Linked DNA regions of Mus musculus: region 1 is linked to region 2. A link is a loop called in an ENCODE intact Hi-C map of the cell type or tissue named here. Cell type or tissue: heart. All regions are shown on one strand. Each heading gives the region's core, and the rest is flanking DNA. Links, peaks and the distances in the headings are about the cores only.

Region 1 (6,189 bases), core at 386-5,385, 88 kb after region 2:
GCATTCAAGTAATTCAGCCATGGGGGCTATTCCTATTCAAACCACCACACCAGGCTAGATAGAGAATATGCAACACATCTTTCTGTAAGGCCATCTTTCTTTTCTTTTTGGGTGTTTTCCTCAAAAGAAATGGGGGCGGGGGGAGGAACCAGGACTGGACCAGTTACTAACATCACAAGCCTATGATTGATTTTACAGGAGGTTAATTTGCTGAGCTTATCTCTCTTATTTGGTGAATGTACAAGGTTGTCATAGGGTTCCGATTGATTAATGAATTGGATGAACAAATAAGCAAAGTCCAATCTGAAGAGAAGCCTGTAGAGTGTCTGAACATGGTTGACTAGAGCAGTGTGGTTAAGGAAGGGGTGATGGAGTGGTGTGGATTAAAAGAGCCAAGGTCATCTTGAGCTATCTTTAGTCTCTTTTAATAGAGATTTACTATCAACCTCTATATTTGACCTCACATTCTTTTGACTGCTATAAGTCCTGGAAGCTATTTGACTATAAATCTGTTCACTGTCTTACAAAGCAAAACGGAAATGTGGTTCTGAATCACGGCAGGTCTTTGCTTAAGATGATAGTTAAACAGTAAGTGGCAATGTCACAATGTTAATGTGAAGCCTCACTGTGCCAATCTGAACTTACAACTCTGTTTTAAAGAAAATGAGAAAATTGTTTATTTTGAGCAAATAATATGTGTGACCAAGGCCTTGGGAACACATATTCGAGTTATCCTGAGTGGCACGTCCCATATGGAAGAGCCTTTGTGACATTTTATAGTCATGGAACAAATTAAAGTCATAAATCAGTGTGCTTACAAAGTAGATGGAAAGTGGCCTTTAGGAAGTTGGCTATAGCTGATTGGGGGAAAAAATCTCTTTTGCAGGATTAAGAATTAATGTTGGAGCTGGAGATGTAGCTTAGTTAGTTAAAGTATTTCTCTAACTAAAGGAAGTCCTTACTTACATTCCCAGGCCCACAGAAGCTGGCCACGACCTGTAATCCCACTACTTCAGAGGTAGAGGCAGAAAGAATCAGTAGTTCAAAGACGTTCTCGGCTATGAAGCAACTTCAAGGTCAGCATGAGGTACAAGAGACCCTGCCTTAAGAGAAAAAATATATATGTATATATGTCATTAGGATTTGAAATGTCAGGATGATAAATTCCAGGAGTTTTTATCAAGAGGATGTGAGGTCAGATATAGAGGTTCGTAGTCAGGAGCTATTAAAAGACTAGAGATAGCCCAAGATGACCTTGGCTCTTGATTTGCAACATTCCATCACCCCATAATCACAATGTTCTACTCAGCCAAGGTCAAACAGTCCATGGGTCCTTCAGTGTAGATGGGGCTTCAGAGAGCTTCAGTTTGTAAATGACATCTTCCAGAAAGGACCATCACAGGGGAGTATAAAAATCATGAATTCTGCCAATGGCAGATCCAAGATATTTGGAGGAAAAAAAAACAAAAATCTGTGTCCATATTGGATATATATAGATAATCTTATTAATATTCCCAACCACTGGGGTCTGACAAATATTATATAATATATTATATAGTTGTATTGTGCGAGGTAATTTAAACAGCCTAAGGATGATTCCAAACTCATGGGAACATGTGTATAAGCCATAGGCAAATACCATGCCATTTTCTACCATAAGACATTGTGGTATGTCAAGGAACCTGGAAGCATTTCCTCGTGTTCAGTGAGGGGTGGCTGTCTCCTCCTTTGTGCCACTCCACCATTTATTGCTCCATGTTCTTCTCTTGGGCAGCTCTTTCCCAAGGCCTGTTGGTAATACAAATGATAATGAGGAGTAAGCAAGTCCCATCCACTTAACAGGCTTCCGTAGTGCCTGTCACTGCAAGCCAGCAGGGTGGGGAATTGTGAGAAGCATGTTCCGCCTGAAGAGCTGACACACTACCAAACCCTCCTAACTGCACAAGGAATAAGGCAGCAGGACAAATCTCAAGTGGGGAAAAGGAAATACAAAATATTTATGGGGGGGGGGGAGGCTGGAGAGATGGCTCAGCGGTTAAGAGCACTGACTGCCCTTCCAGAGGTCCTGAGTTCAAATCCCAGCAACCACATGGTGGCTCACAACCATCTGTAATGAGATCTGATGCCCTCCCTCTTTTGGTGTGTCTGAGAACAGCTATAGTGTGCTGACACAGGGAATTTTCTACATGTACATTTGTAGGAACAGTGTGAACTGTCAGAGGAGGAAAACGGGCACTTTGTGAATGGTCCTCCTGGCCATCTACTCCCCTCAACAGTGAGTGCATCCTGTTGTGATCCAAGGATCTATCCTGACCACCCAGAGGGCAGGGGAGAGGCCTGCTGGGGCTCACCGAGAGGGCATCTCCATCAGACTGGGATTCTCAGAGCATCCCTCCTGGGAGCTTTATTAGGTGTTGATGTCCCTAATAAAGGACAGTAAAGGACAACAGGGACAACAGGGACCAGCAAGGTTCTTCTGCTGGATCTGTGTGTATGACTGTTGACATTCATCTCACCAGACACAAAGTGACAGATTGTGTGACCTTTCACTTGACAACATCCCAGCTTTTGTTCATCTGTAAAGTTAGTGGTTATAGTAGCATGGCAAACAGCTCATTTTGGTTGTTTGTTTTTAAGTTCTCTTTCCCTCATTTCCTCATTACGGTATGCAGGAAGTGCATAACAACGGCTGGCATGTTTTAGTTACTGCTTTCATTTGATTCATCCAGAGGATGAATTCGGAGGATCTCCACATCTCTGGTCATGAGTGGGAGAGGCAACCGTGCTTCCTTTCACAGAGTACATGGGGTGGGGGTGGGGGTGTGCAGGGTGTGGGCGGGGAGATAATGCCAGAACTGAGGCTGAAAGAGATGAGACCAGTACACAAAGAAGAGCTTTGTGGGCCTGCCAAGGCTATGGGTAGCATCCTAAACTGTTCGTGCCTCTGTGGGTCCTTCAGATGGAGAGTGGTGCCGTCTAACCTCGAGTTCAGAAGGACTGCTCTGGCAGCAATACAAAGGACGGCTAAGGGAAAGAGAATGGCGAGACCATAGCAGATATTTAAAATACTGGAAACTCGGTGGCCAGCCAGCCTAGCCAAAAGCAGAGAGACCATCTCTCATGCCGATAAGCTGGAGAAGCAGAGAGGAAGGTGCCTGGCCTTGTCCTGCTCTGGCCTTCCCGTGTGTGTGTACAGGCACACATCTCCATAGTCACCTGCAAGCACCAAATCCCCACACCCCACCCATCCTCATCAGCACAGCAGCGTGGAAGGAGGGAAGGAGGAGGGAAAGAAGAGAAGGAGGGAGGTAAGGAGGTGGGCGGGGGAGAGGCAGAAGTTACACTTTCTGAGTTAGAAGTCAGAAAGGCAGCAGGCTTAGCAATGATGCTCTGTAGGCAACTATGTGGAGAGTGTGGCTTCTGGGGTGTCTAATGATATGCTTCATTAAAGGGCACCTATCCCTCTCATTTTTCAGACACGTTTCCAGGTGTATCATGTTTCTGGGAGTTAGGACTGTTTGAGGGGCTTTTTTTCAGACCAGGTGATTGGCAGAACCATTTTTGATTGATTTAAGGGAAGAGACAATAGAAAATCTCTATGATCTTAGAGCCTTTTGGGTAGTTTGGAATGTTATGCTTTTAGCCAGGGTCAAAGGTACAACTCAAATTCCGTTCTTCTGACTAAACATCATATAATAGTATAGATTCAAAAAGCAGATAAAAAGAAAAGAAAATAAAAAAAAACTTAGACCGGGGTATGGTGGTGCCCACCTTTAGTCCTAATAATAAGGTGGCAGAAACAGTTGGATCTCTGTGTTCAAGGCTAGCCTAGTCTGCATAGAGAGTTCCTGGCCGGCTAAGGTGCATAGTAAGATCCTATTACAAAAATAAATGAATGAGTAAATAAAAGTAAACTACTACCGTAGTTGTGCTGGTTAGTTCTTGCCAACTTAACACAAACGAGAATCACCTGAGAAGAGGTTCCTCACGTGAGCAGGCTGGACTGTGCGCACACATGTGGGACATTTTTCTGACTGGTGATTGATGTGAGAGAGCCCAGCCCACTGTAGGCGGTGTCACCCATGGGCAGGTGGGCCTGGGTGACATAAGACAAACAAGGCAGTAAACAGCACTCCTCTGTGTCCTCTCCATCAGATTTTGGTCTGGGGTTTCTGCCCTGACTTTGCTCAGTGATACACTGTCAACTGGAAGAAGCAGCAAATCCTTTCCTCTCCATGTTGTGCTGTGGTCATTGTGTTTATTACAATAAATCAAAAAAGAGAAAAAGACAAGAAAACAAAGTAAAGCAGGCTATGCTTTTGCCAAGAAAACAGCCCTCCCAAAATGCACTTCACCCAAATACTGCCCTCTCCCTTCTGTGTGGTAATTGCGACAATGCCTCCCTCCTTGCGCATGGTATTTCAGATTCTAAGGGATGGGGTAATGTGTCATACTTTTCCTTCCTCAACGCTAGTGTTACCAGGCACGCATGTGGTCGCTTCCTCAACGGCTGACTAGCTACCCTGAGAGGGCAGAAAGAAGGCCACAGGAGTAGGGAAGGCTTATGCCAGTGCTTCTGGCTTGGTTGACTCAAATTGTCCTTCTAGGAAGAACAATGTCCCCAGAACTGCCATTTTGGGGAAAGGGAGCCTTTGGATCTGACACTTGAGGCCACAGGCCCAGATGACAAGTCTCAGAGATAGTTTTTCGGGTCTGGAAAGCTAGTGGAAAATGGACACATGACAACTGTCACACAGACCAAAAGAACCCCACAGATGTTTGAAGTTTGGAGCTGAAGATGAGGGTGACTAAAGCTATTTGGTCCTCTATCAAGAGCATTGGTGTCCATGAACAGGAATGCCCTCCCCAAGGGATACAAAATCAAGATAGTCACAGCCTGTACTCAAGTCAGGGTGGGACGGAACAAGATATTGAAGAAGCAACAAACAAAAACTTGAACGTTCACCATACCCTAAGGATAGAACAGAACTGATGAGTTGGTTAGTCTTCCGTGGAAAACTGTGGATCCATGTGTTGCTGTTGTGCACGTCTGTTCCCAGCATTCTAGAAGCTAATGCAAGACTCAGTTCGAGGCCATCCTGAGCTACACAGTGAGACCCTGTCTCAAAAAAACCCCAAAACAAGAAACATCCACCAAATACAAAACTCTGTACTTAAGATTATTACAGGGCTGGAGAGATGGCTCAGTGGTTAAGAGCACTGACTGCTCTTCCAGAGGTCCTGAGTTCAATTCCCAGCAACCACATGGTGGCTCATAATCATCTGTGGTGAGATCTGATGCCCTCTTCTGGAGTGTCTGAAGATAGCTACAATGTACTCTTATAAATAAAATAAAAAAATCTTTTTTTAAAAAATTATTATATAACAAAGGGTAATTTATTTTACCATAGGAAGAAAACTTGATGTTTTAAGACTAGAAGAAAGAAAAACAAATGTCTGAGACTGAGAGACCCTTTAGACCTGGATCAGCTCTTAGAGAAGTTAACTAGCTAGGAGGAGGGGAGACTGGGTATAGCATCAGAGGTGGGGAAAGGTGTGAGTTCAGCAACCATGAACTTTCCAGGGGAGACAGGGTGGGACTGTGGATAGCTGCGTGCTTCCTAGAGAGTTCACTCAGCCCTTTGAGTGACAGGTGCTCAGTCAGCGCCAGTGTGCCAAATGAGGAAACAAGGTGAACAGGACAAAAAGGCCAACATAACTTGAGAGCACTCAGTTTAGCCCGGAGACAGACAACAAATGACCCCACAATATAGTTCTGGAATGTTCTGGTGTTACATGACTGGTGGTCATGTCCCACCAAAGTTTTCTAGGTTTTTGTCTTCTTATTAAAACGTTCTAATAAAGGAACTCAGGGATAATAAAGGAACAACAAGGAAATAGCATTCAGATTTCTCCCTAAAAGTTCACTTACGGGACAGTTTGCCCTATTCAACATGTGCCCCAAACTAGCTCAGGCCAGATTGCCTCCCTACCCTCATACCTAGACATAACTGGAGTATGACTGAATAGAAATTGTTTGATGGTTGTTCAGGAGAGAAGGAACTTAACTCCATTGTCTGGAGAGAGTGGTATGTGCAGCTCAGGGAAGGTGGGGTCCTAGGTTGTCAAGTGCATTGTTTGGAGGGTGGTGTGTGCACATAGTATGTGCAGTACCAGGCTGCCAAGTGC
Region 2 (6,189 bases), core at 471-5,470:
CAAAAATAAGGTAGGAGATGAAAACTAACTCCCACAAGTTGTTTGCTGACTGCCATAGAAGAATGGAAATAAAGGTAGGAAGGAAGGAGGGAGGGAGGGAGGGAGGGAGGGAGGGAGGGAGGGAGGGAGGGAGGGAGGGAGGGAGGGAGGAAAGAAAAGGTATTCTATGAGAAACACCATAGATAAGATTGGATTTAACCACAGCCAGTACACTATACTTTATTCTCCTCATGCATTGAGAAAAGACCCCTATCAATTAAAACGAAATAAATGTGCATATAACGCTTATCTGGTGTCAAGGAATAGTCCCTTAATTAGAAATGGTACTCACAGAAGGCTCATGCCTGTTTCCAGTATCTGACTCAGCTACCACCTAAATTTACTCTTACCCTGGAGGTTCGGAATAGCACCGTTCTTGTTGCAACCTCAAGAATCACATCCACCAGGTTTGGCTACTGCAGCTGCCTCACCGTTTCCCTGAAACACTATGAGCAAAGCTGTATGCAGTGGAACACACCTGTAACTTTTTTTTATTTAAGTTTTATTGCACTATGATGAGAAAAGATACATAATTTCAATTTATCTGAAATTGTTAATATTTAAAAGTATATTTGAGTAAATAGATTTACATCACATTCTTCTTTCCCTTTTGTACCCCAACTCCTCCCAGAGACTCCCCTTCAATACCTATCATACCTTTTGTTATTTTAATCATAATCTTTAAATTTTATAAAATATTATAACAATAAAAATGAGTATTATAAAAGTTGTTTGATATAAAACAATCAATTGAACAGTCTTATGTAGATGCTTGTCTATAGAAATACTAAAAATACAGATGTTTTTCTCAATATAAATTTTAAATAATTCCAAATATATTAACCATATGATATTTTAATATACTATATCACTATTAGTTTTTTAATGAAAATAAATAGATAAAGCCTTTTTGTTGTTTGTTTGGTTTGGTTTGTTTTTAGCAGAGCTTAAAATCTTGGCTTACTGTGGTACAAACCCAAAATAAGAACAATTTTTGGACATTGGAGTTCATTGTAATAAGGCTGTATTTCAATGCCCCTCACATCACCAAAGGATTTTACCTCCTTAGTAGCTAAGCTAAGAGTTGACAATTCTGCTGCACCAAGGAATGAATTGTAGGCATGATTTTTGGGTACAGATTTCCTGCTATGGTCAAAGCTATTTAACTTGAGTGATTGTCTTCATTCTTGGCCCACAGGGAACAGGTTACACTCATTTAAGAAATGGTATGTGTATTAAGATGGTCTATCCAATGAAGTCGTTCATCAACTGTTTCAATGAAGAATGGCTCTGCTTCGAGGGTGGCACAGACATTAGGTGAGGGTAAGATTCTGGTTCCTTGGCTGTGATGATTTTGAACAGGATTCATCTCAGAATAAGAGTAACTTATAAAGTCCTCTTCTTCAAAATTGATACAATAATTATAAATACCAAGCAAAGCCTTCAGTCTCACTCCTTGCTGTTCTCTTACAGGCCACCTCCCAAATTAATTGTCTATATTTCTTTTGGCTGTGTAAATAATTTTTAAATAAGTAAGCTGTTCTGAAAACCATAGTATAAAAACATCAAATAAACCATTGTACTAATAGAGAGGCTGGGATAGGAGAAGCATGATTTCAAGACCATTATGTGGCACACAGCAAGACACTGTCACATACAAACAAGCAGAAAGTGTATATGGATTGTACAACATTGGACCTATTTCTCCAATTACCAAATTAAAGAGACCACTGGATGGTGGCCAACAAATTTCTAATTCCTCGTATTTTTGAATTTCAATTGATTAGGGTGTGTTGGTAATATTAATTTTCATATTAAGAGATATTAAGGAAAAGTTATTGTTACTTCCTGTTATTTTTGTTAGAGGTGGAATTATGTTTGTGTGGGTTTGTTGAAAGATTACTTTCTTCTTCTAGGGTGTAGATTCACTCCTTGAGTTGATGTTTCCCATCTATTACCCTTTGTAGGACTGGATTTGTGGAAAGATATTGTGTAAATTTGGTTTTGTCATGGAATATCTTGTTTTCTCCATCTATGGTGATTGAGGGTTTTGCTGGGTATAGTAGCCTGGGCTGGCATTTGTGTTCTCTTAGGGTCTGTATAACATCTGCCCAGAATCTTCTAGCTTTCATAGTCTCTGGTGAAAAGCCTGATATAATCCTGATAGGTCTGCCTTTATACATTACTTGACCTTTTTCTCTTACTGCTTTTAAAATTCTCTTTGTTTAGTGCATTTGGTGTTTTGATTATGTGACAGGAGGAATTTCTTTTCTGGTCCAGTCTATTTGGAGTTCTATAAGCTTCTTATATGTTCATGGGCATCTCTTTCTTTAGGTTAGGGAAGTTTTCTTTAATTTTGTTGAAGATATTTACTGGCCCTTTAAGTTGGGAATCTCCACTCTCTTCTATACATATTATCCTTAGGTTTGGTCTTCTCATTGTGTCTTGGATTTCCTGGATGTTTTGAGTTAGGAGCTTTTTGCTTTTTGCATTTTCTTTCACTGTTGTATCAATGTTTTCTTCTGCACCTGAGATTCTCTCTTCTATCTCTTGTATCCTGTTGGTGATGCTTGCATCTATGACTCCTGATCTCTTTCCTAGGTTTTCTAACTCCAGGGTTGTCTCCCTTTGTGATTTCTTTATTGTTTCTAGCTTCATTTTTAGATTCTGGATGGTTTTGTTCCTTTCCTTTTCCTGTTTGATTGTGTTTTCCTGTAATTCTTTAAGGGACTTTTGTGTTTCCTCTTTAAGGTCTTCTAGCTGTTTATCTGTGTTCTCCTGCATTTCTTTAAGGGAGTTATTTACGTCCTACTTAAATTCTTCTATCATCATCATGAGAAGTGATTTTAGATCTGAATCTTGCTTTTCCAGTGTGTTAGGGTATCCAGGACTTGCTATAGTGGGAAAATTGGGTTCTGATGATGCCAAGTAACCTTGGTTTCTGTTTGCTTATGTTCTTATGCTTGCCTCCCACCATCTGGTTATCTCTTGTGCTACCTGCCCTGGCTATGTCTGACTGGAGCCTGTCCTTCCTTTGATACTGGTTGACTCTTTAGAGTCAATCTGTCTCTGTGATCCTATGATTCTGGGATCTTGTGATCCTGAGATCCTGGGTACGTCAGAGCTCCTAGGAGTCAATCTGCCTCTGGGACCCTGAGATCCTGGTGTAAGCAAGGTCCTCAGATCCTGAGATCCTATGATCCTGGGCATGTTAGAGAGCCTGGAAGTGGAGCTGCCTCTGGGTGTTGTGGGGCTGGCTGCACAGTTTACACCTAAGATCTGCTCGGGGCACTGGCCCAGACAAACTGGAAGGAACCCAAGCCACTGGTCTGGCAGAGTTCCTGCATGCCTGGGTAGAGCTGGTCCCAGTTACGCCCAGTGTTGGAACAGATGTTGTGTCCTCCTCACTTCTAATCCTATGATCCTGGGCGTGTTAGAGTATCTGGGAGTAGAGCTGCCTCTAGGTGTTGTCAGCTGCTTACTTTTAAAGAATTCACAATGCAAAAGCGGTTGGATCTCTGTGAGTTCAAGGCCAGCCTTGTCTACATAGCTAGCTCCAAACCAGCCAAAGCTGCATGGTAAGACCCCATTACAAAACCCAAAACAACTTTTAGGGGAATGAAAACTTGAACATGCTAGTGCTTCTGAATAAAATGCCTTTTTAAATTTTTTATTTATTTATTTATTGCTGCTGGACATGCTTTCAATGTTTTCTCTAACATTTCTGCCTCTCTCTGAATCCACACAGTAACCCAGACAGGCGTGGCTCATCCATGCTTCTGGCTCCACCTCGTCTGAGAAGATTTCCCACCTTCTGACTCATTAGCTAATGTATCCATCTCATCCAGGACTTTGAACTTCTGAGGATAAAAACAGGTAAGCTCTGCTTATCTCTATAGTGCTAGGCAAATCCACAATCAATGTTTAAAAAGCAATCTAAGAAATGAATGAAAAACAAACAAAAGAGCTGGCTTGCCACAACATTAAGCAGCCCATAGTTCAAGCTGCTACCTTGGTCTGTCACTTAAGGCAGTAGGCATAACTGCCTCATCTACTTTGTATTTCCTTAGACCTTACACATAAAATGGTGTATCATCAATGTTCATGTTGCTCTCAGATAACTCAGATCAGTAACTCTGCTTTTAAGACTCCCTACTTCCCTGGATCTTTTTATTTTTCTATCAAGAGACTATATTTTGTGTTAAAACATCTCAGGTTACACAAGAATGCTCTTTCTTATTTTTACAGTAACTGTTCGTTTTGCATCTGCTGAAATGGAATGACTTCACTAGAGACCTGAAGTAGTCTGGTGAGGTGGGCTCTGCCCTCTGCAGCACACATGGCTTGTCTTCTAGACTCCAGCTAGCCCCACCACACTGTTACTGCTGTTCTTGGTGGTCTTGCCATAGTACTCCAATCTCCCAAAAGGGTGGAGTACCTTGTTGCATCTAGGTCGCACCTTCACCAGTGGCTTTTTCTGGCCTCCCACAATGCCAAGCTTCAGTTGTTCTCCATGACTCCTTCATGCCTTCAAAACCAGCACCACCTGGGTGACTCTTATTCTACCAAGTTTGCTGCCAACATGAGCTACAACCTTGGGCACTTCTGGAGCACAGCTTCTGCATACTGATCCCAAGGAAACACTTCCCAGATCTCACTTCAAGGATCCTGGTCTCTTCTTAATCACAACTTATTCTTCCTCCCCAGCTGACAACCAGCATCCATTGTTCCAGCAAAGAAAAGGTTTTACTTCAGTGATTCTGGCTCCAGGTGACCAGACACAACAAACACGTCACACAAAAAGGCCCAGTAGGGTCTTTGCTTTCCTCTGAAACTTCCCAAGCCAGGCCTCCAGCAGCAGCAGCAGCGCTCTCATCAGTGACCTCAGAACGGCTTGCTTACTGGAACCTGAGCACAATGGGACTGCACTGGTTCTAATAGGCAAGTGCTGCACTTTGGATTTTAACTGTCTCCCACTAGCTAAAAGGCTCACGTGTTAGCAGTTTACTTTTCCCTGGTGCTATTAGAATTGTTAACAGAGTCCATGACTTCTAGGACAATACTATAGCCTCAATCAAGATTATAATAGTTAAATTTGTTGAAACTGCTATGGGGGAAAACAATCTCTGAGGCAAACTTGAGATTACTAACAATGGGTGGTGAGGGAAGGATTTTTTTTTAATATTTAAAAATCCTTTCAAATTTTAGAATTGTTTTCCCTGTTATCTCTTCCCAGAGACAAAAACCTTAAGACAACCTTGAATATCTTCACAAGAAAACCAAGAGCTCTTCTGCTCCACCAAGATTAGGCTGTTAAGGCAACCTCAAACTATTCCTTGAATGTCTGCATAACCAGGTTACAGACACCAAAAGGCAATTTGCCATATCATAACAAGAGGACTGTCACAGTGATACATTTGGGGGAAAAGGAGTCACCGAATCAGGCTTACTGGGAACCTATCTTCCAGGGATTGAAGTCAGAGACAAATGAGTAGGGGAACCAAGATGAACGTTTCTTCATAAAATGGAGTTTCTTCGGCCATCACAGAATGCAATGAAAACCTTAAGAGGTGGTGCCTAGTTGGAGCAAATTGGGTGATTAGAAGCATGTCCTTGAAGGGACTACTAGGGCCTCATTCCCCTCCTTTCCCTGTCTTTGCTAAAATGAGATGACCAGCTTCCCTTTTTAGCTCCTATCAGAATAGTACGCCTCCCCACAGGCCTAAACCATGGGGTGACACCTACAAAGCTGTAAGCTAAAAGAAACTTTCTTCTTTTCAAATGATTAGCTCAAGTCTTTTATTATAGTAACTGAAAGCTAGCTAAGAAAATCATGTCTTCTGAGGCTAACACTATGCTTAAGATCTAAAGCCAAACCTTCAGATATAAAAGTGAAACTATTACCAAGATCTCACACTGGCCTCCTTTGAGATCACCATCAGATGAACTAGACAAGACACCTGGTCATATAGAAAATAGGTAAACTTTATTGCAGAGTAACATGAAACACTTTCAAGGGTGAGGGAAACTGATAAGGATAGGGGCCATTGTAGAGGAAAATACTCTTAAAGGTGAGCGTGGATGATGGCCAGGGTGGACACTGAGCAGGAGTGAGAGTAGACATGGTCCATTTAGCCTCCCTGCAGGTCT

The links. A loop is a pair of places that touch in the nucleus more often than their neighbours do. Peaks named below come from ENCODE experiments on the same cell type or tissue, not always from the same donor. Only the 100,000 strongest peaks of a DNase experiment are listed, where the experiment ranks them.
Region 1: a loop joins it to region 2, with 2.2 times the contacts of the local background. A loop is called at or near these places in 2 of 42 quality-filtered maps.

Annotation. Positions count from the first base shown.
Region 1 is chr9:88,344,331-88,350,519 of GRCm38, forward strand. The region is part of intron 1 of Nt5e (5' nucleotidase, ecto); the gene reads left to right. Among named protein-coding and RNA genes, the nearest start is that of Nt5e, 20 kb to the left of the region's middle. In heart, for the core only: no CTCF peak of the experiment used is centred there; no DNase peak of the experiment used is centred there.
Region 2 is chr9:88,256,410-88,262,598 of GRCm38, forward strand. It overlaps Gm28231 (a long non-coding RNA gene), which reads left to right and starts at 3,478. Exons shown (of 3, transcript XR_379685.2): 1 at 3,478-3,617; 2 at 3,788-3,915; 3 at 4,288-6,189. In heart, for the core only: no CTCF peak of the experiment used is centred there; a DNase peak (open chromatin) is centred at 3,372.